Linked DNA regions of Mus musculus: all the other regions are linked to region 4. Evidence: chromatin loops called from intact Hi-C (ENCODE). Cell type or tissue: heart. All regions are shown on one strand.

Region 1 (5,000 bases), 75 kb before region 4:
CAGACTAATTCAATCACTTCGAAAACTCTGATTGAGTTCTGGGAAGTAGCTCAGCAGCAAAATATCTAGCACGTTCCCGGCCCTGGGTTTGATCCTCAACACTGACCCTGCCCCACTTCCAAAAGGCCGGACAGTTTAGACAGAACATACCCAAACTTATCAATAGCCATTTGCCCTTTTGTGTTCTTTTTTTTTTGTGTGTGTGTGTACCTTTCTTTTTTTTTTTTATAGAGACTATCACTTGTAACTTTAATTTTTTTTCAAATCCTATTTTTTTTTAGATTTATTTATTTATTATATGTAAGTACACTGTAGCTGTCTTCAGACACTCCAGAAGAGGGCGTCAGATCTTGTTACAGATGGTTGTGAGCCACCATGTGGTTGCTGGGATTTGAACTCCGGACCTTTGGAAGAACAGTCGGGTGCTCTTACCCACTGAGCCATCTCACCAGCCCCCTTTTGTGTTCTTGAACTCTGTCTATGCTAGTTGATGACTAGGTTCGCTAGAGGGAGGGTGTGGGAAACAGTCACAGGAAAGGGATCTCTACATTTGCCTCTTCCTTTAAAATGGTAACAAAGGTAGATAATCCTGGCAATGAAGACCTGACAAAGTTAATCCTGAGCTGGTGCCTAGTGCTGTGATACAGCCTGGGTGATTTAAGACTGGCTAAGCCACAGGTCTGGAGAGAGAGTTCAGTAGTTAGGAGCACATGGTACTCTTGCAGTGGGCCATTTATATACAGATAAACCACACAGATATGGAACATAATTTTTAAAAAATCTTTTAAAAACAAAAGACTGAGTACACCAGAACTTGTCTGTTTTTTTCTAAGATTTTCTAACTCCATGGGGGCAAGATGGCACCTCTAGACAAACGTTCGTTATGTGCAACAAGTTCTTTATCTATATCCATCTTCTGGGTCACTTGCCTCTGGGTTCCAGGATAGCACTTGATCTAGTCAGCTAGTTGGCTTTGGAGATTTTTAATTTTTTTTTTTTTAAATTTTGAGACATGGTTTTCATTGTTTATCCCTGGCCATCCTAGAACTTGCTGTATATACCAGGCTGGCTTAGAACTCAGATATCCACCTGCCTCAGCCTCCAAAGTGCTGGGATTAAAGGCATTGCTCCTTACTGCCTGGCTTAAATTTTCCAAAATTAATATTATTTTATCTTATATGTGCGTTTTGCCTGCCTGCGTGTATGTACGTGTCCCTGTTGAGGTCATAAGGCATCAGATCCCCTGGAGCTGGAGTTATAGTCAGTTCTGAACCACCATGTGGTTGCGGGGCCTCTGCAAGAGCTGCTAGTCTTTTAATCACTTAGCTCTCTTTCCAGCAGTGTGACTTATTTACATTTTATTACCACTTTGTTTATGTGTATGTGATGGGGGGGGGGTATCACACATGTGTGGTGTGTGTGCCATGTTCTAAGTCAGAAGCCAACTTTCCAACATCCTTTCTCTTTCCACAGTGGGTTATGGGGAGGGAATTCTGGCTAATCAGGTTTGCATAGAAAACACAAGCACTTTTACTGAAAAGGCATCTCACTAGCCTAATTCTGAAAATTTTATTGATGATCTTAGAAAGAGTGATACTCCTTACACTGAGTTGCTTAACTATTAGGATTTAAATTTGAATCTATGGAAAACCATCTTGCCACACCAAGAAGACTAGAGCCCCTCTGTGGGTGAAAGCGACCGACCGCACGAGTAGAGTACAATCACAGATGACAAGCTATAGACATAATCTTTTGGGCCCTGTCAATGATCCCAATCTACTCTGGCCTTTTCAATTACTTCAGCTGTAGTGACGCTGGATCAATGCGAGCTTGGGTTGCTAGAAGGTATTTGTGCGCAAGGTCTCAACAGCACTTTGTACCTTACTTCGTCATCCCTCTAACTTGCCCTGAAGCCTCTCTTGAACTTCAAGCTCTATCTCTATGTACCTACTGATGACCCGCAAGCATGTCCAAAACTGACCTCACTATTGCTGTCCCAACTTTAGTTCCCGTCTAAGGTAGAGCCCTCCAGGACCACCTTGTCCCTTTCCCCTAAAAGACCAAGGTCGTTAAGTTCAGGCTCCGCCCACTCCACTCGGCCTCCCAAGGTCACCGCTACATCGCTCGCCAGATCCCTGGGGGCGGTGTCCGTGTACCCCTCGATGCAGGGCCAGGCGCTCTAGGCTGCAGCCAGCTCTTCAAAGAGCTTTATCATCTCGCTGATTTCTTTTAGTGGGCGGCTACTCTCTCCGCTCAAGTGGCTTCTCTATGGTTAACTTCTCGCCTTTGTCTAGAATTTGCTTCGGATGACGGACCCAACGCCTTCCCACAGCTGCCTCAGTGGTTCCTTTTAGGTACAACTGCCGAAGCCACGGGAGCTTAGTGAGACCTGTGTTGGCGTAGCTCCTGAAAACCTCGGCGCCGAGAACGATGGCGGAAGTGAATACGAAGGTGCCCTCCTTCTTACTGCTCTTCTCTATGGTCGCTTCCTTCCGCGTCGGGGAACCCGTCCCAGCGCCTGCGCAGAAGCGCGTGCTGGGAGCCCGTCGCGGAGGCGGGGGGCACAGGGAGCGGGAGCTGCGGCCGTCGCCGCCGCCGCCGCTGCCGCCGCCGGAGCTAAGCGCGGGGACCGAGATGCAGGTGGGACCGGAACCGGAACCCCCCTCTTCAAGTGCCTCTTTCCTCTCCGGACTCGACCCTGTCGTCTGAGAAGCCTGGGCGGGGGTGGGCGTGGGGGCTCGGGGCTGGAGGGGTGCTCGGCTCCCGAGAGGGCAGCAGATAGTTGGTCCCTCGGAGGCTCCGGCCCAGGGGCTTGTGGAGGGTGTCCAACGACTAGGATCGGGTCCGAGTGATTAACCACGGGGCCCGGAGGGTCCGAACCTGGAGCGCAGCCTGCACCCTCCACCACCCGCCCTTCTGGAATGTCAGAACTAAGCCAAGAGGCAGGTGCACCGGAAAACTGTGACTGAGCCGTCTTGGCAGAAGAGAAACTGAGTCACCAGTCCAGGAACCGCAGGGTCAGCGGGCCTGAAGGGGGCTGGGTCGGCCAGTAGTGCTGAGGGCTGGGTGGGCCTGTGTGAGCCGAGGTAGCCTCTGGCTGGGGACTGTCTCTGCCGTGCCTGCGCCTCTTGGCCCCGATTCCCCTGTGCTCTGTGACTCCCGCATCTCCTGGCTGCTTCTCCCTGGTTTGGAGTTGTCCCTGTGGTTGGAGCCATCGGAGTATGTAGGAAAGGCCAAGGAGGAAGGGGAGGGGGGGGGGGTCTCTGACTTGCAGCTTGGTTGTAGGCTTGATGAAGAGGCTGGCATCACTGATAGTTTGGGTAGACTTTCCTGAGCCGTCCAGAGGTGTCTCCTTTCAGTCGATCATAGGGCAGGACCACTCACCAAAGAGCCACCGGTTGTAAATTACATATGGAGCTCTGTCACTTTCTAGCTGTGATGTAAGAGTTGGGGCACCCGCAGAAGCGCTTCCTTTCTGGAGCGCAAATGGGACCCATCATACTGTCCTCCCCCATAAAAAATAGTTACAGTGGCAGTGATGTCTTGTGTGCTTACTGTGGAAAGCATAGACATGTTCCTTGTCATTTCATTTCTCCTGACAACTGTAGCAGGTAGCGGTTAGTAACTGTGTTTTACAGAGACAAAAGCTAGGTTCACACAGCTAACAGGTGGACTGAGCTGGGGCTTGAGTCCAAAACTCACAGGTACACTCCCCAGGGAGTGAAAATTCCTGAGCCCCGGCTCCGTGCGATGCCTTACTTCTGTGGCTAGTAAAGACTTGTCCTGACCCAACACACCATCTCTTTTTCTCTAGCGCTGCTATCACTCAGCCCTAGACTGTAGGGGCAACCCAGAGATTGGCCTTCAGCCAATCCAAGTCTTCCCACAGGGCTTAAGTGCTGGGTTATAGGATCAGCTTCGAAGACAACTGAGCCTTCAGTCCAACTTCCACTCATTGGACCTATGATGCAAGGTCTTTAAAGGGTGTAATCCCTGCACCCTTTGGTCCCCTGAGAACAGAGCAGTGGGAGCTGTGGTCGAGGCTGGTCCAGCATATCCCTGGAGACTAGAACTGTGCAGTGGGAAATGCGGTAGACTCTGAGTTCTGGAACTTGTTTGAATCTCTGTTTGAATCTCCGTTTCCTCATCTGTAAGAGGTTAGTAAGTTGTCTAAGGAAAGGTAAAATGACCTTGTAGAGCCCTCTGGAATGGCACACTTAAAATGTGTGATAGTTAGGGAAGGTTTTGTCTTAGAGAAGGGATGGCAGTGATCTTAAGAGTCCCCTGTGGGGTAAGATGCTCCAAGGCCCTTTCCTGGGTCCCACAACAGGGAGAGGGGTGACAAAGGCAGCAGGATTGGGCTTAGCATCCTTCATCCCTGGGGTATATGAGGGTTATTGATCTTGAAGAGGGCAAAACAGTTTAGTTCTCTTCGCCTGTTGCTCTCTGAGGAGCCTGGAGGGGAGTCCCTGGCCTGGGCTGAGATATAACTCAATCTCACTTCTACAGTAACTCAGTGTATGTGCCTCTTCTTTCTACAGCTGTTGCCGCACATCCCGTGTCTTCTGGCTGCTTCCCTATTTGTTCCCCGCAGGCTTCCCTTGTCCTCCTCCTGGGGCCCATCATGAATGGTGCCCCTTCCCCAGAGGATGGGGTCTTCCCTTCTCCGCCAGCGCTGCCACCACCCCCTCCCCCAAGTTGGCAAGAGTTCTGTGAGTCCCATGCGAGGGCAGCTGCCCTGGATCTTGCCCGACGTTTTCGCCTCTACCTGGCCTCCCACCCACAGTATGCAGAGCCGGGAGCAGAGGCCGCTTTTTCTGGCCGTTTTGCTGAGCTCTTCCTGCAGCACTTCGAAGCCGAGGTGGCTCGGGCCTCGGGCTCACTCTCCCCACCTGTCCTGGCTCCATTGAGCCCTGGTGTGGAAATCCCACCATCACACGACCTGTCCCTTGAGAGCTGCAGGGTGGGTGGGCCCCTAGCAGTGTTGGGCCCTTCTCGAT
Region 2 (5,000 bases), 130 kb before region 4:
TGGACACTGCCATGTTCTTGCCTTCATGATAATGGACTGAACCTCTGAACCTGTAAGCCAGCCCCAATTAAATGCTGTCCTTATAAGAGTTGCCTTAGTCATGGCCTCTGATCACAGCAGTGAAACCCTAAGTAAGACACCACCTTAAATGACAACAAGCACCCATCATCCATCCCACTTTTTGGGAATGGGGCATTGTCCTCGTTAGACTGCTTTTTGCTGTCTGGGGGATGACAGCATCTTTTGGGAGCCCTAAGAAAATTGGGATATTGGCCAAGTCCTAGGAAAGCTAATTGTATCATTCGTTGATCAGTCTCTGTGTGATGGGAAAGTGCAGGGATTAACAGAAGTCCTGGATGGAACAGTCTGTCAGGCTAGACCATGAACATTTTGAAGTTGTTCTGGATGCAGATTTTTTGGGAAACAGTTACTGAGGCAGCCTGTGAGGCCCGATCACCTAGGCTACTTGTCTTGTCTTCTTTGTTGTCTGGTTCCTTTGCTCTGTAAGCTTTTAAAGGTAATATCCATTTTTTGCATTAACACATGTATGAAATATGCAGTATTGGGGCTGAAGAGATGGCTCAGTGGTTAAGAGCACTGACTGCTCTTCCAGAGGTCCTGAGTTCAATTCCCAGAAACCACATGGTGGCTCAAAACCATCATGCAAAAATCAGTTAAAGATGACTTGCTGGTCAATGTTGGAGCAGAGAAGGCATCTGTCTTTTTTTTTTTTAAGATTTATTTATTTATTTTATATATGTGAGTACACTGTAGCTGTACAGATTGGTTGTGAGCCTTCATGTGGTTGTTGGGAAATGAATTTTTAGGACCTTTGCTTGCTCTGGTCGGTCAACTCTGCTCCCTCAGTCCCTGCTTGCTCTGGCCCAAAGATTTATTTATTATTATACATAAGTGCACTGTAGCTGACCAGAAGAGGGCATCAGATCTCAATATATATGGTTATGAACCACCATGTGGTTTTTTTGTTGTTGTTGTTGTTTTGTTTTGGTTTTTCGAGACAGGGTTTCTCTGTGTAGCCCTGGCTGTCCTGGCACTCACTTTGTAGACCAGGCTGGCCTCGAACTCAGAAATCCGCCTGCCTCTGCCTCCCGAGTGCTGGGTTTAAAGGCGTGCGCCACCATGCCTGGCCCACCATGTGGTTTTAAACTCAGGACCTTCGGAAGAGCAGTCAGTGCTCTTACCCACTGAGCCATCTTGCCAGCCCCTCTGTCTTTCTTTATGAATCTGTTTGGACTGCTGTCATATAAATTTTCATCCATGCCATCTGAAAGATGGCATGATAAGTCCTGAGGAGCCAGTAGTCAACACCATCTATTGGCCATGCAGAGACATTTTCACGTCGCAGGCAGGCTCCGAGATGTTCCCATAGGGAAGGGTCAGAATTCATTTTACCTGTTTTGTTCTTGGTTTCTTTCTTCATTTCTGCAACCAGGATTTTCAGGAGGTCTCCCTGGATCAAATCCAATCTTTATTCATTTCCATGGAAACAAAGACAAAACCTCTCCCCAACACAACACGTTTCCTGCCTTCAATCCGAGGAGATCATATCCATGTGCTGATCTAGTCCAGCAGTTTTTTTCCATAATCCAATGTCTCTCAGCAGCTGTTGTTTTTGCTTATTTACATTTAAAATCTTAAAGTTAATAAAGCAATATGTCATCTACCCCATATTCTCCTTCTGTTTTATGAGTGTCTCCTTTAAAGTGTAGTTAGATCTTTTTACATTCGTTTGACCTGTAAAATTGTGAGATATGCCAGTAATATGTTTCATGCCATAATGTCTAAAATATTATTGTATTCTAGTGAATACACATGTCAAAGTTTCATCAGCTTCAATCTGTAAAGGCATTTCCAAGATACCCATCACCTCTCATAAATGTGTAATCTCAGAGTCAGCCCTTTTAAAACTTGAGGCAGAAACATATTGAATTCTTGACTAAGTATCAATTGTATGATGTATTAACATATGTATCTTAATTTTCCAAACTTTACAAAATAAAACATATAATCAATTATTTGCCATTGCTCTAAGCATCATTAAACAGAATCTGTATTCCTCAGCATAAATAAATCTTATCTAGGAATTTAGCAGGCTGGCATTCTGCAATTTTACCACAAGGTGGAGATGTAGGCTTTAGATTAGATTCCTCTGACACTCCTTTGTTCTGAATCAAGGATTTTTCGGATCTTTTCTTTCTTCTTCTTTTTTATTTTCCCCCCATTAATTTATTCACTTTACATCACAATCACACACACCCCTCCCAGTGCCCCCTTACAAACCTCCTCCCCTGCTTCTCCTCTGAGAATGGGGAGGCCTCCCCTGGGAATCACTCCACCCTAGCACATCAAGTCACTACAGGACTAGGTACATCTTTCACTGAGGTAAGACATGGCAGCCCAGCTTGGGGAAAACAGGATCCACTGGCAGGCAACAGATTCAGGAACAGCCCTGCTCCGGTTGTTGGGAGGGGTCCCTCATGAAGACCAAGCTGCATATCTGCTACAGATGTACATGGAGCCTAGGCCTGGCCTATGTGTTCTCTTTTGTTAGTAGTTCAGTCTCTGGGAGCTCCCAAGGGTTCAGGTTAGTTGACTCTGTTGGTCTTCCTGTGGAGTTCCTGTCCCCTCTGAGTCCCTCAATTTTTCCCCCAACTGTTCCACAAAACAGTTCCATCTAATGTTTGGCTGTAGGTCTTTGCATCTGTTTCGGTCAGCTCTAGCTGGAACCTCTCAGAGGACAGTTATGTTAGGCTCCTGTCTGCAAGCATCACAGAGTATCATTAACAGTGTCAAGGATTAGTTCTTGCCCATGGGATGGGTCTCAAGTTGGGCCAGTCATTGGTTGGCCATTCCCTCAGTATCACTCCATCTTTGCCCCTGCACTTCTTATAGGCAGGCCAAGTTTTAGGTTGAAGGTTTTGGGGGTGGGTTGGTGTTTCTGCTCTATCTTTGTCCCTGCACATCCTGTAAGATACATTTTGGGTCAAAGGCTTTGTGGGTGGGTTGCTTTCCTTATTCCTACACTGGGTATCCTGTCTGGCTACAGGAGGTGGCCACTTCAGGCTCCATATCCCCCACTGCTAGAAGTCTCAGCTAGTCACCCTTATAGACTCCCTGGAGCCTCCCCCATCCCAGGTCTCTGACATGTCCTAGAGATGCCCACACCTCTTGCCAGCTGCTGGTTTTCCGTGTCTTACTCTCCTGGCCTTCCCTCCCCAAAAGAGATGGCCCCCTTCCCCTACCCATTTCTTCTCCAATTCCCTCTCTCCATCATCTCTGATCACTATTTTATTATTTACACCTTCTGAGTGAGATTCAAGCATTCTCCCTTGAGCTTCTTATTTCCTTCTTCTTATTCCTTGGGTTTCTTATTCCCTCCATCTTATTTAGCTTCTTTGGATCTATAGCATGGGTATCCTGTACTTTATGGCTAATATCCATTTATAAGTGAGTATATATCATGCATATTCTTTGGGTCTGGATGCCTCATTCAGGATGTTATTTTCTAGTTCCATCCATGATGTCCTTGTTTTTAATAGCTGAGTAGTATTCCATTGTGTAAATGAACCATAGTTTCTTTATCCATTCTTCTGTTGAGAGGCATTTATGTTATTTCCAGATTCTGGCTATTACAAATAAAGGTGCTATGAACAACAAGGCAAGTGTCCTTGTCATATGGTGGAGCATCTTTTGGGTGCTCAGGAGTGGTATAGCTGAGTCTTGAGTAGGACTATTCCCAATTTTCTGAGAAACCACCAAATTGATTAGCAGAATGGATGTGAAAGTTTGCACTCCCACAAGCAATGGAGGAGAGTTCCCCTTTCTCCAAATCCTCAACAGCATGTGCTGTCACTTGAGTTTTTGATCTTAGCCATTCTGATAGGGGTAAGGTGAAATCTCAGGGTTGTTTTGATTTGCATTTGCCTGATGACCTAAGGATATTAAATGTTTTGTTAAGTGTTTCTTGGCCATTTGAAAGTCCTCTGTTGGGCTGGTGAGATAGCTCAGCAGTTAAGAGCACTGACTGCTCTTGCAAAGGTCCTGAGTTCAAATCCCAGCATCCACATGGTGGCTCACAACCATCCATAATGAGATCTGATGCCCTCTTCTGGAGTGTCTGAAGACAGTTACAGTGTACTCACATATAATAAATAAATACATCTTAAAAAAAAATAAAAAAAGATGAAAGTCCTCTGTTGAGAATTCTCAATACCCCATTTTTTAACTGGGTTATTTGGTTTGTTGGTGTGAAACTTCTTGAGTTCTTTATATATTTTGGATATTAGCACTCTGTCAGCTACAAGGTTGGTGAAAATCTTTTCCCATTCTGTAGGCTGCCATTTTGTCCTATTGACAATCCTTTGCCTTATAGAAGCTTTTCAGTTTCATGAGGTCCCATTTACTAATTGTTGATCTTAGTGCCTGAGCTATTGGTGTTCTGTTCAGGAAGTTGTCTCCTGTACCAGTGTGTTCGAGGCAATTTACCATTTTCTCTTCTTTAGATTTAGTGTATCTGGTTTTGTTTTGGTTTGGTTTTTTGTTTTTGTTTTTGGAGACAGGGTTTCTCTGTGTAGCCCGGGCTGTCCTGGAACTCACTCTGTAGACCAGGCTGGCCTCAAACTCAGAAATCCGCCTGCCTCTGCCTCCCAAGTGCTGGGATTAAAGGCGTGTGCCGCCACCACCCGGCTGTGTATCTGGTTTTATGTTGAGGTCTTTGATCCTCTTGAGTTTTGTGCATGGAGATAAATATAGATCTATTTGCATTCTTCTATGTGCAGACATCCAATTAGATCAGCACCATTTGTTGAAGATGTTTTCTTTTTTCCATTGTCTGGTTTTGGCTTCACTGTAAAAAATCAAGTGTCAGCCAGGCGTGGTGGCGCACACCTTTAATCCCAGCACTCGGGAGGCAGAGGCAGGCGGATTTCTGAGTTCAAGGCCAGCCTGGTCTACAAAGTGAGCTCCAGGACAGCCAGGGC
Region 3 (5,000 bases), 82 kb before region 4:
CGCGTGCACACACACACACACACACACACATGTAAGTAAATAAATGAATAAACTAAAACTTTTTTTTAAAGCAATTGATATCTCTCTCTCCCTTTTTTTTTTAGATTTATTTATTTATTTATTACATGTAAGTACACTGTAGCTGTCTTCAGACACCCCAGAAGAGGGAGTCAGATCTCATTACAGATGGTTGTGAGCCACCATGTGGTTGCTGGGATTTGAACTTAGGACCTTTGGAAGAGCAGTCGGGTGCTCTTTACCCACTAAGCCATCTCACCAGCCCCTAAACTAAAACTTTTTAAAAGGTTTTTGTGAGCCAGGCTGGTGAAAGCTTTTAGTCCCAGAACTTGGGAAGCAGAGGCAAGCAAATCTCTGAGTTCAAGGCTGGCCTGGACTACAGAACAAGTTCTGGGACAACCAGGGCTATACAGAGAAACCCTGTTTTGAAAAAATAACAGAAAGTTTTGTGTGTGTGTGTAGAACCATTAACATTTTTGGAAGATGATCTTGAAATGGAATGGCCTTCCATCCCCCACCCCAAACAATTTATTATTTAGCTCTGTGGTAGACACCTGGGTTAATCTCGTTTGCAGTGTGGAAAGGTATTTTTCCTTTTCTCTCGGTGTTTTGTAAGCATCTCCTTTACCTTCTCACTGGCTTAATACAGAACTGAAAGGTCTAAGGCAAAGCAGGAGAGTATAGGCTAGACTTCTGGGCAGAGCTAGGAACTCCTAGAAAGAACTCTGGGCGGGAGATTTGCTAGTCAGTTTCATTACCCAGATGTGGAGGAAGAAGCAGGTACTGGTATTGAGGAGAGGTAGTGAGCCACGTGGTAGAACATAGATTAGTGTAAACGGGTTAATTTAAGATTTAATTTCATTTACGATCTAGTTGGGAACAAGCTCGCTAAATCCAAGCTTTTATAATTAATAAATGGTCTCTGTGTCATTACTTGGGTGGCTGGCAGCTAGAGACAGTCTGGTGATAATTGGTGCATTGAAGATGGAGCTAGAAATCAGAGCTGAGAGCCTGCAAAAGTCGTGGATGGAAGGCTGGGAACAAGTACTTCCTGAAGCAACACGGCTTCCCAGTGACAGTCTCTGAGGTAGGCGCAAGGTGGGATTGGGAAATCCAGAAAGGCTACCGGCTGAGGGTGGTTCCCCTAAAAACCCCTGCTGAGCAGCAAAGCCGGCTGCCAGATAGAGAACAGTGCACTTCCCCTGGCGCGGAGGGGCGGATTGAGCCATGGTCCAGCTAGAATAACTTCCCAGAGACTGCAGCCCAATTCAGGTCTGCCGCATCCTGGTGCAGCTGCTGGCTCCACCTTTCTGGAGCTGGGGCGGGGCGGGGCGGGGCGGGGCGGGGCGGGGCGAGCGCCCTTAGGAAAAGCCTGCAGCCACGAAGCATATAGTCCGTTGGAGAGGCATGTCCAGGGCTGGCACTAGGCGGAACCGGTAGGGTAACCCGCTAGACCAAGCCGAGGGGCGGAGCCGGCAATCAGTGCAGGGAGCTAGCTGAGCCGCAGAAGGGCACCAGGGCCAGCAAGCTGATCTCCAAGTCCAGACTAAAAGGCTGAAGTCCCAAACTTCTGAAAGGGTAATGAATTAAATTTGAAAACAGTAAAAGGGAAAAGAAACTGAACAGAGACGGTCATAGAAAGAAATACTGAGTTTGAATATTAAAAAATAAAGTCTCCGAAGGAAGAAGAAAGAGAAATAAATAAAAAATGTTCGGTAAATCTGCATAAAGTCTCCAAAGGGAGGAGAGAGAAAGGGAAATAAAGAAAAATGTTCTGTAAATGTGAATAGTCTCCAAAGAAAGGAGAGCAAAGGGGATATAAATAAAGATAGTTTGTAAGTGTGCTTAAAAGCTAAAGTCTCTGAAGGAAGGAGAGAGTTAGTGATTAAGAAGAAATTATTTTCTGTTTAAAATGGAGGTCACAATGGTAATGGCATTTCGATCCCATATAATTTTGTTTCGATTATCAGCACAGAAATAATTGTCAGTAGTGTTCACAATTTTATATATCCTCTTTAAGAAAGATCAGAATAAAACAGACCTAGATAAAGAGAGGGGTGAAAAATTGAATGCTAGATTAGAGTCGATAAAACAGAGAGATCTAATGATCCTTTGAACAAAACTTCCGAGGAATCCAACCTGAAGTCTATACCGCCACCTTGTGACAAAGAGGTAGAATAGCAGCCCATAGAAATGCTAGATAAACTTAGGCTGAGTTAAGAATACAGATTATATTTGATAATGACACCTTAGAGAAATATCACTAGATTACATGTTTCATTTTGTAGAGTTTGGAAAATTAATATATATATATAAATACATCATACAATGGACAACAGAAAAGGACCAGACACTGATGACAAGTAGCCCAGGCGATCCAGCCTCCTCACAGGCTGCCTCAGAAGCTGTTCCCTCAAAACTCTGCATCCAGAACAATTTCACATGCCTAGCTATGATGGTCCAGCCTCACAGACTGTTCCATCCAGGACTTCAGTTAATGCCTGCACTTTCTATCACACAGAGTCTAGACAGCAAATGATACAGTTAGCTTTAACAATGCCCAAATTTTCTTAGCCACCCCCACTTCCAGTAATGCTATTGCTTTCTGACAGCAGGAATCAATCTTTAGGAGAACAATACCCTCATTCATGAGATGGGTGGATGGTGGATGTTTGTTGTCATTTAAGGTGGGTTGGTCACAAGTTGTCATAATGGTTGCTGGGATTTGAACTCAGGACCTTTGGAAGAACAGTCAGTGCTCTTAACCACTGAGCGATCTCTCCAGCCCACCAAGCCCACATTTTTTCTTTGAACTCACAGAGATCTGTCTGCCTCTGCTTCCCAGGTGGAGGATCACACCCAGCCCTAAGGACATTTTCGTACAGCTAGAGTACTGTGAGCATTTCCAGCCCTCGCTCTTCCCAGTCAGGTCTGTCTCACTTCAAGCCGTCTGCTCTCCTTGTGTATCTTTGTATAACTTAGGACCCAGGGGACCGACACCAGCTTTTTGTCCTCCTGAGACTTAGTTCACTTAGTGCTTCTTTCCAGTTATCAGCATTTTCCTGAAAACAATACAACTTTGCTCTTTATGGCTTAAAAACTTCATTGCTCACAGAGGGTTAGGGTTAGACTGTTGTGACCTGCCATGTGGGTGCTGGGAGTCACCAAGCCCTTTGGAAGAGCATCCCATGCCATCTCTCCAGCCCTCATCACATACACGTTTTCTGTCTTAGTGTGAGTTTTCCCAGTCTGTATGCTCGTGGATCACATGAGTGCGTAGCAGCCTTGGGGATCAGAAGAGAATGCCAGACCTCCGGGTACTCTAGTTATAGAGCCCCAGTGTGGGGACTGGGGATTAAACCTAGGTGCACTGGGGGGGTCAGCTGTCCCAACCATAGTACATTTCCTTTATCCATTCCTTTGTTGGTAGACACCAGGGTTGTTGATGCCATAACTGAACTTTCACGCATAGTCCTCCAGTGAACATGAGTATGCAAGTATATGCAGGTACCCTAAGAGTCAAGTGGAGACTCTAGTTTTGTTCTCATGGAACTAAAGTCACACATAGTTTTTGTTTTTTGTTTTTTTTCCCCCTGAAACAGGGTTTCTCTGTATAGCACTGGCTGTCCTGGAACTTACTTTGTAGACCAGGTTGGCCTCGAACTCAGAAATCTGCCTGTCTCTGCCTCCCAAGCGCTGGGATTAAAGGCGTGTGCCACCACACCCGGCCACACATAGTTATGAACTACCCAATGTAGCTATTATTTATTTGGGAAAGGGTCTTGATGTTAGCCTGGGATGAACTTTTCATACGGACACGGCTGACCTCAAACTCACAGAAATCTACCTTCCTCTGCCTCCTAAGTGCTGGAATTAAAGCTGTGTGCATTATACCTGCCTGGGTTATTTATTTTTATGTGTATGGGTTTTGCCTGTCTGTCTGTCTGTCTGTCTGTCCTATGTGTGTACTTCATGCTCCAAGAGGACAGAAAAGGATGTCAGATTCTCTGGAACTATATTTACAGACAGTTGGAGCTGCTACATGGGGGCTGGGAATTGAACCGGCTCTTCTGGAAGAACACCCAGTACTCTCAACCACTGAGCCACCTCTCCTGCCCTCATTTTATTTATTTTAGAGAAAGGGTCTCACTATACAGTCTGAGCTGGCGTAAAAGTCACTATGTAGCCCAGGCTGGCCTCAAATTTACCTTGATCTTTCTGTATGAGCCTCCCAAGTGCTGGGATTACACGTATGAGTCATCGTACCTGGCTCAAATATTATAACTCATGCTATTGGAGACCTATGCCATAAAACAGGGACCCAGGAACCGACACCTAAATACCTAAAGTCGAGCTGACAAGATGGCTTAGCCAGTAAAGGTACCAATCGCCGGACCAACGACCAAACCTGACAAGTTAATCCTCAAGGCCCACGTGGCAGGAGGAGAGAACTGACCCCTCAAAGTTGTTCCCTGATGTCTATGGAACCTTGTGCTCAGACACACTCAGCAACTGGAACTTTAAAAAATTAAATTTCATTTGCTTGCCTGTTTTTTGTTTGGTTGGTTTTTTAAATTTTGTTTAGGTCAGACACAGTGTTGAATATCTCTAATCTCAGCACTCAGAAGCCAGAGACAGCCAGATCTTTGTGAGTTCCAGTCTACACAGTGAGTTCTAGGTCAGATAGGACTACACAGTGAGACCTTGTCTCAAAAACACTTATAGTGTACCAGCACACGTGGCTAATTTTTTTTTTTTTTTTTTTGGTTTTCCGAGGCAGGGTTTCTCTGTATAGCCCTGGCTGTCCTGGAACTCACTTTGTAGACCAGGCTGGGCTCGAACTCAGAAATCCACCTGCCTTTGCCTCCCGAGTGCTGGGATTAAAGGCGTGTGCTATTCATCTTTTAATATTTGTTCTATGTGTGTGCCTGAGTGTGTGTATGTAGAACTGGAATTATAGTTGATTATGAGCCACCTTGTAT
Region 4 (5,000 bases):
AGTGTCTGTGGCCCGTGCTGTGGTAGAGGGTTGGGTTGATGTCTGTAGTCTGTACTGTCACTGGAGATCATGCTGAAGTCTGTGACACATGCTGACACTGGAGACCAAGTGGATGTCTGTGGTCCATACTGTCACCAGAAACCATGTGTGAATCTATGATGAGCGTCTCTCCTGACTGTAAAGGTCAAGCAAGGACCTTCTACAGTGACATGGATGACAGCATGCTTGCAATGGCTGCTTTCTTTTCTTTTTAATTTATTTAACCTTCTTTTATGTGCATTGGTGTGAGCGTGTCAGAACCCTTGGATCTGGAATTACAAATAGTTGTGAACTGCCATGTGGGTGCTGGGAATTGAACCTGGGTCCTTTGGAAGGACAGGGCCTTTAGCCTCTGCGCCATTTCTTCAGCACCCCAACTCACAGTTGAGAAGGAGGGACACAGAATGCTTGGGATGATAACCCTTACCCCCTCTTGCAAAATAACAGCTTAGACAGGAAGCCATCAAAGAGAAGTCTTAAACATTGTAATACGGATGCTAAAGTATAGCTCTCCACACCTGATGGCTTCTGGTTGGAGTATGGGTGGGGAAAAAACTAAGTTTTCTTTAAGGGGCTGCCCACTGGAAGTTTGACCATGTTGCAGTGAGGATATTGACAAGACAAATCAGACTTGTGGGTTTTTTTTTTTCTTTTCCTTCATTTTTTTTTTCGTGGGGTGGGTATCAGACCACTGTTTTCTCTGTAGCTCAGGATAATATATGAATTTCAATCATCAGCCCCCACCATTTACTCTTTTAAGGCTTCTTTTGTCGTTGTTTGAAACAGGAGCCCTATGTGTAACCATGGCTGTATTGAAACTCACTCCTGTAGACCAGGCTGCCCTTGAACCCCTAGAGATCTGCATGCCTTTGTCTTCTGAGGGCTGACCTAAAAAGTGTGCACCACCTCGCTTGGGAACCAACACTTTCCCGTATGCGTGTGCACGTAATTAAGCTACATTCTCCCCTTGTTAATCTGTCAACTTTTCTAGAGATTTTTATTTACCAAGCTCTCAGGCATAGAGGAAAGTTGTCCTTGTGAAAAGCATCTATTTAGGTCTGGAGAGATGGCTCAGTGGTTAAGAGCACTGACCCCTTGCTCTTCCAGAGGTCCTGAGTTCAATTCCAGTAACCACACGGTGACTCACAACCATATGCAATGGGATCACATGCCCTCTTCTGGTGTGTCTGAAGACAACTACAGTGTACTCATCTACATAAAATAAATAGATAAATCCTAAAAACAAAACAAAAATTATTTATTTTTATCTTAAATGCATTGGTGTTTTGCCTGCGTGTGTATCTGTGCGCCACATGCATGCAGTGCCTGCGGAGGCAGGAAGAGAGCATCGGATCCCCTGGAATTGAAGGTACAAGTGTTGTGAGCCTCTACGTGGCTGCTGGAAATCCAAGCCAGCAATAAATAAATCCAACCCAGCATAAAATACAACCTCTACAAGAGCCGTCTGAAGGACTTGGGAAGTAGAGGCAAACCATGTGAGGTCTCAAGTAAATGCTTTTGTTTCACATCTCCTGTTTACTCTTTATATTTCTTGTCTGTCATTCCTTATTTCCTTCATTCCTTCCCCCTTCTCCACCCCACCTTCATCTTGACATAGTCCTGTAATTTAGCCCAAGTTGGTCTTGAACTCATGACTCTTCTGCTTGATCTCCCTTGTGCTGGGATTACAGGCCAGCACAACCTGGCCTTATTGTTTTTTTTTTTCTCAGTTCATATAATTTATTACAGTTAGCACACAGTTTAAAAATTCACCAACACACCAATAGTACAAAACTAAACAGCATTATAAGTTATTCCCCCTCAGGAAATAAAACATACTATGATTGTCAAAGCTAAATGTCAGTCTAAGATTTAGAACAAAGGAAGAATGTGAAACTAAGTAAAAGAAAGAGCAATCACTCACAATGACCATTAAAAAAAGAAAATCCAAAAAAGTCCATTCTTCCACAGACATTGATTGTCTCCTCTAGATTAATAAAGATTATTTTAACATAAACTGTATTTAAAAAAAAAAACTAGAAACTCTTCCAGTAACTAAAGATAATGCTCCAAGGCCATTTTCACAGCTTTGTTTGTTTGTTTGTTTGTTTGCTTTAAATGCCATTACAGCCAAATTAACATACATTTGACCAAATATTTCCAAAACAGTCCAGCAATGTTGAACTGTGTGTTTAAAATGTGAATTACTGACCTTGTATACTGTAATTGATTACACGGGCTGGGGGGGAGGGTGTCAAAGAACTTGACAGGTTGTGTTGATGCTTTTAGTTGAGTCTTAAAAAGTAAATATTAATGCTACAGAAATGCATGAGTTTCAATATATTTTTGTCTTTGTTTGCATTGTATAACTTTAACGAGTGAGTTTAAAATTATTTAATTTCCTTAGAAAAATAGCACCATTTGGGAAAAAAAACTGGCCTTATTGTTAACAGTCCTAATGAGTATTTCTTCTGCAGAGGACGATTTTTCAGAGCTACATCCAGGTCTGCATTTCTCTAAACTGTCATCGCAAAATACATACTGCAGGGCGGGCATATTTTGGTCTGCATTAGGGCATTTGCTTTACCTTAGCTTAGTTGAGATGGAAGACCTTGCCTTTCTTTGGTAGACCACAGGAAAATAGCGGCCCCTGCTGGTGGCTGCATGTCTTTGATCCTGCCAGGGTAGAGTCAATTGGAGCAGGTGCGCAAGGGGTTATCACTGTTGTGTAGTGCAAGAGGTGCCCTGATAGACATTTGGGGCTCTGCCCCTCCCAAAACAATCCTGCATGGTGGTGTGTTGGGGGGGGGGCAAGCTGGCTAGAATAAAGACCCTGCTGTGAGTTGCATCAGATCAGCTCCTGTCTGGTTTTTTGGGGATCACAAACATTTCCCTGGCACAACAGAGCTGTACAGTCAGTCTCTTGTGTAAATAAAAAGGAGCAGAGAGGGAGGAGGGATGGAGAGATGCTGAGATAGTTCAGCAGGTAAAAACACTGGCTGTTCTTTCCGTGCTCATGACAAGGGCTCTGCAGCAAGTTCCTTCACCCACTGAGGCATCTTGTTGACTAGTTATTTATTGTACGGGGCTGGAGGTTAAACCCAAGGCTTCATGCATGCCAGTGTATTAGTGAGGCTTCTGCAGAGAAAAATTATTAATAGGACGAGTCTATTGCCAAGGCTGCAGGGGAGAATACTATGTTCTCAAAAGGTTTCAGAGTATATATGTGAGACTAACTTGTTTGGCTCCCGAGATACGGTCTGGGTAACCCAACAGTGGCTGCTCAGTCCGTGAAGCTCGATGTCTCGGCTGTCCCAATCTGGTGTCCTCACTGTACCCCAGAAGCCCAGGTAACGGCTATGTTATCACAGCAGCAATGCAGCAGGAGCAGAGAGGATGAGCTTGCCAGCAGAGTGTTTGCAACAGACAAAAACAAACAAACAAACAAACAAACAAACAAACAAAAAACCAGGGCTTCTTCTCTCACATCCTTTTATTTGAGATGCTCTTCCCACTTCAAATAATCTGATCCAAAAGAGCCTACACAGCTCCCCGAGGCTTGCATTTGATTCCAGACCCAGTCAAGCTGACAAGTGCCCACTCAGCTGTGACCCCAGTCCTCCTTCCCCCTTAAAAAAAATACTTATTTATTTTATGTTAATGAGTGCTCTATCTGCATGTATGCATGCATGACAGAAGAGGGTGTCAGATCCCATTACAGAGGATTGTGAGTCACCATGTGGCTGCTGGGAATTGAACCTCTGGAAGAGCAGTCAGAGATCTTAACTGCTGAGCCATCCCTCCAGCCCGTTTGTGTCTTTTCAGTAACAGAATCTACTAACAATAAATTCACAAATGTCAGTGGTCTTAATGGCAGCAATTTGTCACACACGATCCACCTATTTTAGTGATCTGGCCAAGGTGAATGCATGTTCTTTTATCCCAATCATAATTACTAATATTAACTCTCACATGACACAACAGACAGCAAATTATATCTCCCTGCATATATAAGATTTACAGAATAAACAGAAAGGGCTACATTAGAGTTCAAAAGGTCTCAGAAGTGAACTGATGGAGTCTGCATTGATAACTAATCAGGCCAGTGACAGGAGGGAGCTGCTGGAACCAGGATTCAAAAGCAGGAAATGGTGGCTTTAAGTCCAGGTTGGGTCAGGAGAGCAGGGGTAGGGGTAGGCAGCTGAGCAGGCCAGGCAACAGTGGGAAACTGAGGCAAGCTAAGCTCCAGAGAAAGTCAGAGAACCCTCTGCTTATCAGTCTATGATTTAGTCATCGGGTATCAGGCGACAGGATATTGTGGAGGCATACCATCTCAGTGGCAGGCATCCATCACTTTATGGGCTCCTTATGAGGAAGTCATACTCTTGGTCTGGCCTACCTGATAAGTTCTTGGATCTGGTTTCCCCAGTTTGATTTTTTTAGGGGGGGGGGTCGGTTGAGACCGGCTTTTTCTGTGCAGTGCTGGCTGTCCTGGAACTCACTCTGTAGACCAAACTGGCCTTGAACTCACAGAGATTTGCCTGCCTCTGCCTCCCAAGTGCTTGATTAAAGTCTTGTGCCACCACTGCCCAGTGATGTCTGCATTTCAAAGAGAAGACTCTACCTTGAATTGCTGAGTTGTGAAAAGGCAAGGGGTTTATTAAGACATTAGAAGGATTAGCATATGCACAACCATGGTACTGACAGTACTTACATTTTTTTCAGTTAATTTCCACATGCATGAGTGAATGCCAGCAGGGTATTGACCAGCAGACAAACATTAAACCATCAAAGACCTCTCAGAATTCAGACCTTTCTGAGTTTTGAAGTTGTATTGTTTCCCAAACGAGCTAAGTGTGCATAGCATGTTGCTGGAAAGCGCAGCTAGCTCCCAGTCAGTCTACAATCACGAGCATGAACCCTGGTGCTCTGTAGTACATTGTGCAGATAAGCGGCAGCAA
Region 5 (5,000 bases), 67 kb before region 4:
AGAGGCACGGGGGCTGGGCACGCAAGTGGACAGCCAATGGGGAGATGGCAGGAGCCCAGGCCTGCAGGAGCAGAACCTGTGTCATTCTCAAGTTTGGTCCCTCTGTTTTCTTTCAGGAGCTTATGGGGGCCTCTCAGACCGGCCATCGGCGTCCTTCTCCCCTAGTTCTGCCTCCATTGCTGCCTCCCATTTTGATTCGATGGAACTGCTTCCTCCAGAATTGCCTCCTCGAATTCCCATTGAGGAGGGGCCTCCAGCAGGGACAGTTCATCCCCTCTCTACCCCCTACCCTCCCCTGGATACTCCAGAAGCAGCCACAGGTATTGGGTGCATGTGTATTTGTGTCTGGTTTGTGATCCTGTATTGGAACTGGAGGGATCAAGCCGGGGAAGAACCAGTGACCTGGTGTCTCAAGGGGAAAACTGGGCTAGGGAGAGGCCTCTGACACCTGCTTTTCCCTCTCTCTCCTTCCTGAAGGATCGTTCCTGTTCCAAGGGGAGTCAGAGGGGGGTGAGGGGGATCAGCCCCTCTCAGGCTATCCTTGGTTCCACGGCATGCTCTCTCGACTCAAAGCTGCCCAGTTAGTGTTAGAAGGAGGCACTGGCTCCCATGGTGTCTTCTTGGTACGCCAGAGTGAGACAAGGCGTGGTGAATATGTCCTCACTTTCAACTTCCAGGGCAAGGCCAAGGTGAGTGGCCCTGAAGGAGAATCTGGGGATCTGGGGATCCCATTGTGCAGGGGAGGAAGGATGTCTAACTGACAGGGACTTTAACTCCCACCTCACTTGTCATCCTGCCCTCAGCACCTGCGCTTGTCACTAAATGAGGAGGGACAGTGCCGGGTCCAACATCTGTGGTTCCAGTCCATTTTCGATATGCTTGAGCACTTCCGGGTGCACCCCATCCCTCTGGAGTCTGGAGGCTCCAGTGATGTTGTCCTTGTCAGCTATGTGCCCTCCCAGCGGCAGCAGGGTGAGCAGAGCAGGTCTGCAGGGGAGGAGGTGCCCGTGCACCCAAGAAGTGAGGTGTGTGTGCCAGGAAGACGGGGTTGGGGGGGTGGAGGAAAGGCCCTGTTAGTGGGGAGCAGGGCAGTCAGGTACCTGGGCAGGGACCTAGAAGGGAAGCAGAAGGCTGACAGGATGCAGGCAGAGGCTCCTCTTGGGGCAGGGGCAGTGGAGAGCTGGGTGCTGCATTCCCATTCCATTGGACCCTCCGCGCCATCATTGTCTGTCTCCTGGACCCATCCTCCTCGGCCTTGTCTTTGGCCTTTTGGGGGATTCATGGCCTGATCCCCTCCTTCCTCCCTTGATGTCTGATGTCCCTGTCTGATCTCTCACTTTCCCCCACCCACCATCCCATCTGTCCCCACGTTGCCCCTCCCCTCCCCTCCCCCAGGCCGGGAGCAGGCTGGGAGCCATGCAGGGGTGTGCGAGGGCGACCGATGCTACCCCGATGCCTCCTCCACCCTCCTGCCCTTCGGAGCGAGTGACTGTGTGTAAGTGTGGTCCTCTCACCACCGCCCATGATTCATCTTCCATGGAGGGGGGTTGCTCAGGAGATGGGACATGGGGGAGATAGCACATGGCTCCTTGGGGAGGACAAGCAAAGGGGAGGTCACCATAAGAACTCACTTCCTTCCACAAGCAATGTCTTCTCACCATTCTTATCCAGAACGGAGCACCTCCCGTGACCCAGCCCAGCCCTCTGAACCCCCTCCATGGACAGATCCCCCACATCCTGGGGCAGAAGAGGCGTCGGGGGCGCCAGAAGTTGCGGCAGCCACAGCCGCAGCAGCCAAAGAGAGGCAAGAGAAAGAGAAAGCGGGCAGTGGAGGGGTCCAGGAAGAGCTGGTCCCCGTGGCTGAGCTGGTCCCCATGGTTGAATTGGAAGAGGCCATAGCACCAGGCACTGAGGCTCAGGGTGGTGCTGGCTCTAGTGGGGACTTGGAGGTGTCCCTAATGGTACAGCTCCAGCAGCTACCACTAGGGGGCAACGGAGAAGAAGGGGGTCACCCCCGAGCCATTAATAATCAGTACTCATTTGTGTGAGATACCTGCCCACCCTCCATTTTCCTGCTCCCAGCCTTAAGTTGTGAGACTGAGCTGGGTAGGAACACAGAGGAAAGTGGGAGTCCCCTCCCTACATGCTTCCTGACCCTTGTCAGCCAAGGGTGTGTATGTTGGTACAAGTTGAGGTTCATGAGCCCTGTTAAGTCCCCAGTTACTACACACTACAGGTGCCCTTGCCCCAGGCCAAGGACTTGGGCTCCGTTACCTCCCTGAGGGGCTCTTATGGTCAGCCCCATCCCTGGGGGCTGTTTCCCCACTAATAACCCCCAACCCAACCAAGGGTGAGGGGGAAGGGCTGTCAGTTATATTAAGGTTGTTGTTGTTGTTTTAAACAAAATGGAAAAGCATAAATAAATAAAGGGTTTATCTCAGTTCCATCATGATGGCTGTGGCTGATATTTGGAGTAGGACCTGGGATGGGCGGATAAAGCTGTCTCTTGAGCTCAGGCCAAAGAGCTGGCCTGGGTCCAGGCCTTTTCATCCTCTAGTCAAGGCCTTCAGAACCACCTCTCTGCTCCGGTCCCCTTGGTTTGCTGAGTGCTTCAATGTAGAGCTCAGCAGTACTTTTGTGGGTTCCAGCATGTTCTGTTTTCAGGGTGATGGTATCTCTTAAGACGGTGTCTTATGTAACCTAAACGTACGATCTTCCTGCTTCAGCTGCCTGTGTGCTGAAGGAATTATACTGCCACGCCCTGCCAGTCTGTTCTTTTATTGGGACAAGATAGTGAAAGATGGGGTCACCAAAGGCCTTTACTTCACTGAATTGTTTTGAGTGAAACTCTTACCGTAGGAATGAAGCAGGCAGGAAATGCTGAAGTCGCAGGGCTGGGGAAGATTGACTGTAGCGGTGCAGTCTACAGAGGGGCCCAGGACCAGGACTGTCCTGGCTGTGAGGCCTGCTGCTGCCTCGTTTGCTGTATGAAGCTAAAGGCAAGGCAAGCGACTCTGGGCCCTGACAGCCTCTGTGTCATGTGACGTTTCAGCTTAGTTGGTGCTGCAGACATGTTTTGGCCTAATTGTTTCTGTCTGACTTAAATACTCGTCTCGAGGCTTCCCTCGAGAGTCTCAAGTTCCAGTTGCCTGGGTCCAGTTCTGCACATTCCCTGTCCCTACTACCCCGCTCCTCTGAGGTCCGAGCTGTTGGTTGGCATGGAGTGACTGATCACTACCATCAAACTCCCATTTTTAAATACAGACCCTGTCCTAAACACATCTTTCTGCACTGCATCTGTGTTTTCCAACGGGGGTGTCCTGGCTTCCCAGCTTAGGGGTGGGATATGTGTGTGTGTGTGTGTGTGTGTGTGTGTGTGTGTGTGTGTGTGTGTGTGTGTGTGTGTGAATGTGAGGCAAGCAGGATCTGATGACTCCCACCTACTGTGTTTCCCCCTGCCACCTTCCAGTGTCACTCTCCTCCCCTGGGAAAGTGGAACAGCCGATCTTCTGTCCCTCAGCTTCTGCCCCACCTCCAGGAGGCCCTACCCACGCTCATGACCTTGCTATTCTGGGCCTGTGTTAGTTCTGTGAGGAGACGGACAGGAGACAGCTGAGCTCACGGGCTACCGAGGATGGGGGTTGACTGGGGGAAGCCTGCTGGCTCTTACTTTACATCATCCCTGGAGCTCCCCAAATCGTGGCCTTGACTAGGGATTGAATTGGCCCTGTTGTGGAGGTTGGGTGGAAGGCAGCTGGAGACCTCGGTGCTGTGTTCTCCAAGTGAGATTGTTGGAGCTAGCCAATGGCCAGTGAGGGTTGTAGCACCTCTGTGGGAAGGCCTGATCCCCTCCTAATCTCATGGCAACTGGTGTTCAAGGGCTCCCCTCCCCCCATGCCTTGCCACCTTCAGGGACTTGCCATCCTGAGGTGGGCAAAAAGATACCCCTAGACTAACCTGTTCTGGCTAGATCTTCTAGGAGACAGTGAGACCCCCCTCCCCCCAGTAAGTCTTGTATGTGGAACTTGGGAGTGGGCCAGGCTCTGTTCTCATGCCTCTCAGAGCCAGGCCTTCCCTCAGTCTCAGAACTCAGGAGCAAGGACACCATCAGTCTTGGTGCCTTGGGAAGTAGTCTGTGAAATGACCTCATCTGCTCTTTCCCACCCCAGGTCAAAAGTGTTGTCCTGCAGCTCTAGGCCTCTGGGCCGGTAGCTTTCTCTCTCCAGCCTTCATTTATCTCTCTGGGAAGCTGGGAGAGGTAGAACCGAGTAACCTCAGAGAGCCTCTTTGGCAGGAGTGTCCTGTAAAGCCTGCCTTCTTTCCTCACTCAACTGCTTTGAAGCTCAGTGTCCCTGCTCCCGCTCGCTCTCCATGTTTGGGCATTCCTGCTGCTGGAAGCCTGTACCCCTGTCACTCCTCCAGGTGCTGCTGGGGGGAAGCCAGCTAGGGCCTGAGCCATCATGGCTGCTGAGCCTGCCTCTGGCCCCAGATGGAGGGTCCTGGGCCAGGCAGAAATGCCTGTTTATGTGACCCCTAGATTCTCACTCATTGTCTAAGCCCTACCACCTCGGGTCACAGCAGGACTCTACCTCGAGGGAGGGGTTTGTGGGAACTGTGAAAAGAGGGTGGGAAGGAACACCTTGTCCTGACTTCACCCCTCCCCCAAGTCTGGGCAGAAGGCAGGATGAATCCGAGGCTCAGCCCTTCATTTCTATCTCTCGGTGTTGGCCAGTGGTCACCCCAACAAGTGGGGCTTCTTTTTGTTCTGTGGGCTCTGCTGCCTTATCATTCTGTCTGTGCACTGGAGCCCTTGTGTGGGACCTGCTCCTTGGTTCTTTCAGGGAAACTGAGGCCTGGGTAGAGGTGGGACCTGTGTTCCAGGGCTACAGTGCTGCTGGTCCTCACTGACCTTTCTATCTCTAGTCCCATGGAAACTTTACTGCCTCAGTTTCCCCCTGCTTGCAGCCTGGCCCATATACCCCGGCTGCTCCTCCTCCAGC

What was found. Peaks named below come from ENCODE experiments on the same cell type or tissue, not always from the same donor. Only the 100,000 strongest peaks of a DNase experiment are listed, where the experiment ranks them.
Region 1: it touches region 4 in a loop (4-fold over the local background); 18 of 42 quality-filtered maps call a loop at or near these places.
Region 2: it touches region 4 in a loop (7-fold over the local background); 27 of 42 quality-filtered maps call a loop at or near these places.
Region 3: a loop joins it to region 4, with 2.2 times the contacts of the local background. A loop is called at or near these places in 14 of 42 quality-filtered maps.
Region 5: it touches region 4 in a loop (3-fold over the local background); 15 of 42 quality-filtered maps call a loop at or near these places.

Annotation. Positions count from the first base shown.
Region 1 is chr7:126,472,636-126,477,635 of GRCm38, reverse strand. It overlaps Sh2b1 (SH2B adaptor protein 1), which reads left to right and starts at 2,506. Exons shown (of 9, transcript NM_001289541.1): 1 at 2,506-2,640; 2 at 4,542-5,000. The coding sequence starts at 4,625. In heart, a CTCF peak has its summit at 2,146; DNase peaks (open chromatin) are centred at 2,175, 2,505 and 4,725; H3K4me3 peaks cover 3,247 bases; H3K27ac peaks cover 2,983 bases.
Region 2 is chr7:126,525,620-126,530,619 of GRCm38, reverse strand. The region is part of intron 1 of 4930456A14Rik (a long non-coding RNA gene); the gene reads right to left. Among named protein-coding and RNA genes, the nearest start is that of Atxn2l, 25 kb to the right of the region's middle. In heart, CTCF peaks have their summits at 935 (motif pointing right) and 2,119 (motif pointing right); no DNase peak of the experiment used is centred here; H3K27ac peaks cover 342 bases.
Region 3 is chr7:126,479,013-126,484,012 of GRCm38, reverse strand. No RefSeq gene overlaps it. Among named protein-coding and RNA genes, the nearest start is that of Gm46001, 5.0 kb to the left of the region's middle. In heart, CTCF peaks have their summits at 1,473 and 2,185 (motif pointing left); a DNase peak (open chromatin) is centred at 1,392; H3K4me3 peaks cover 1,407 bases; H3K27ac peaks cover 1,319 bases.
Region 4 is chr7:126,397,420-126,402,419 of GRCm38, reverse strand. No RefSeq gene overlaps it. Among named protein-coding and RNA genes, the nearest start is that of Nfatc2ip, 3.2 kb to the right of the region's middle. In heart, a CTCF peak has its summit at 2,690 (motif pointing left); a DNase peak (open chromatin) is centred at 2,689; H3K4me3 peaks cover 147 bases; H3K27ac peaks cover 118 bases.
Region 5 is chr7:126,464,445-126,469,444 of GRCm38, reverse strand. Sh2b1 (SH2B adaptor protein 1) reads left to right here. Exons shown (of 9, transcript NM_001289541.1): 6 at 117-320; 7 at 478-689; 8 at 804-1,025; 9 at 1,672-2,452. The coding sequence ends at 1,899. Among named protein-coding and RNA genes, the nearest start is that of Atp2a1, 3.9 kb to the right of the region's middle. In heart, a CTCF peak has its summit at 1,983 (motif pointing right); DNase peaks (open chromatin) are centred at 1,184, 1,914, 3,584, 4,404 and 1 weaker place; H3K4me3 peaks cover 666 bases; H3K27ac peaks cover 2,243 bases.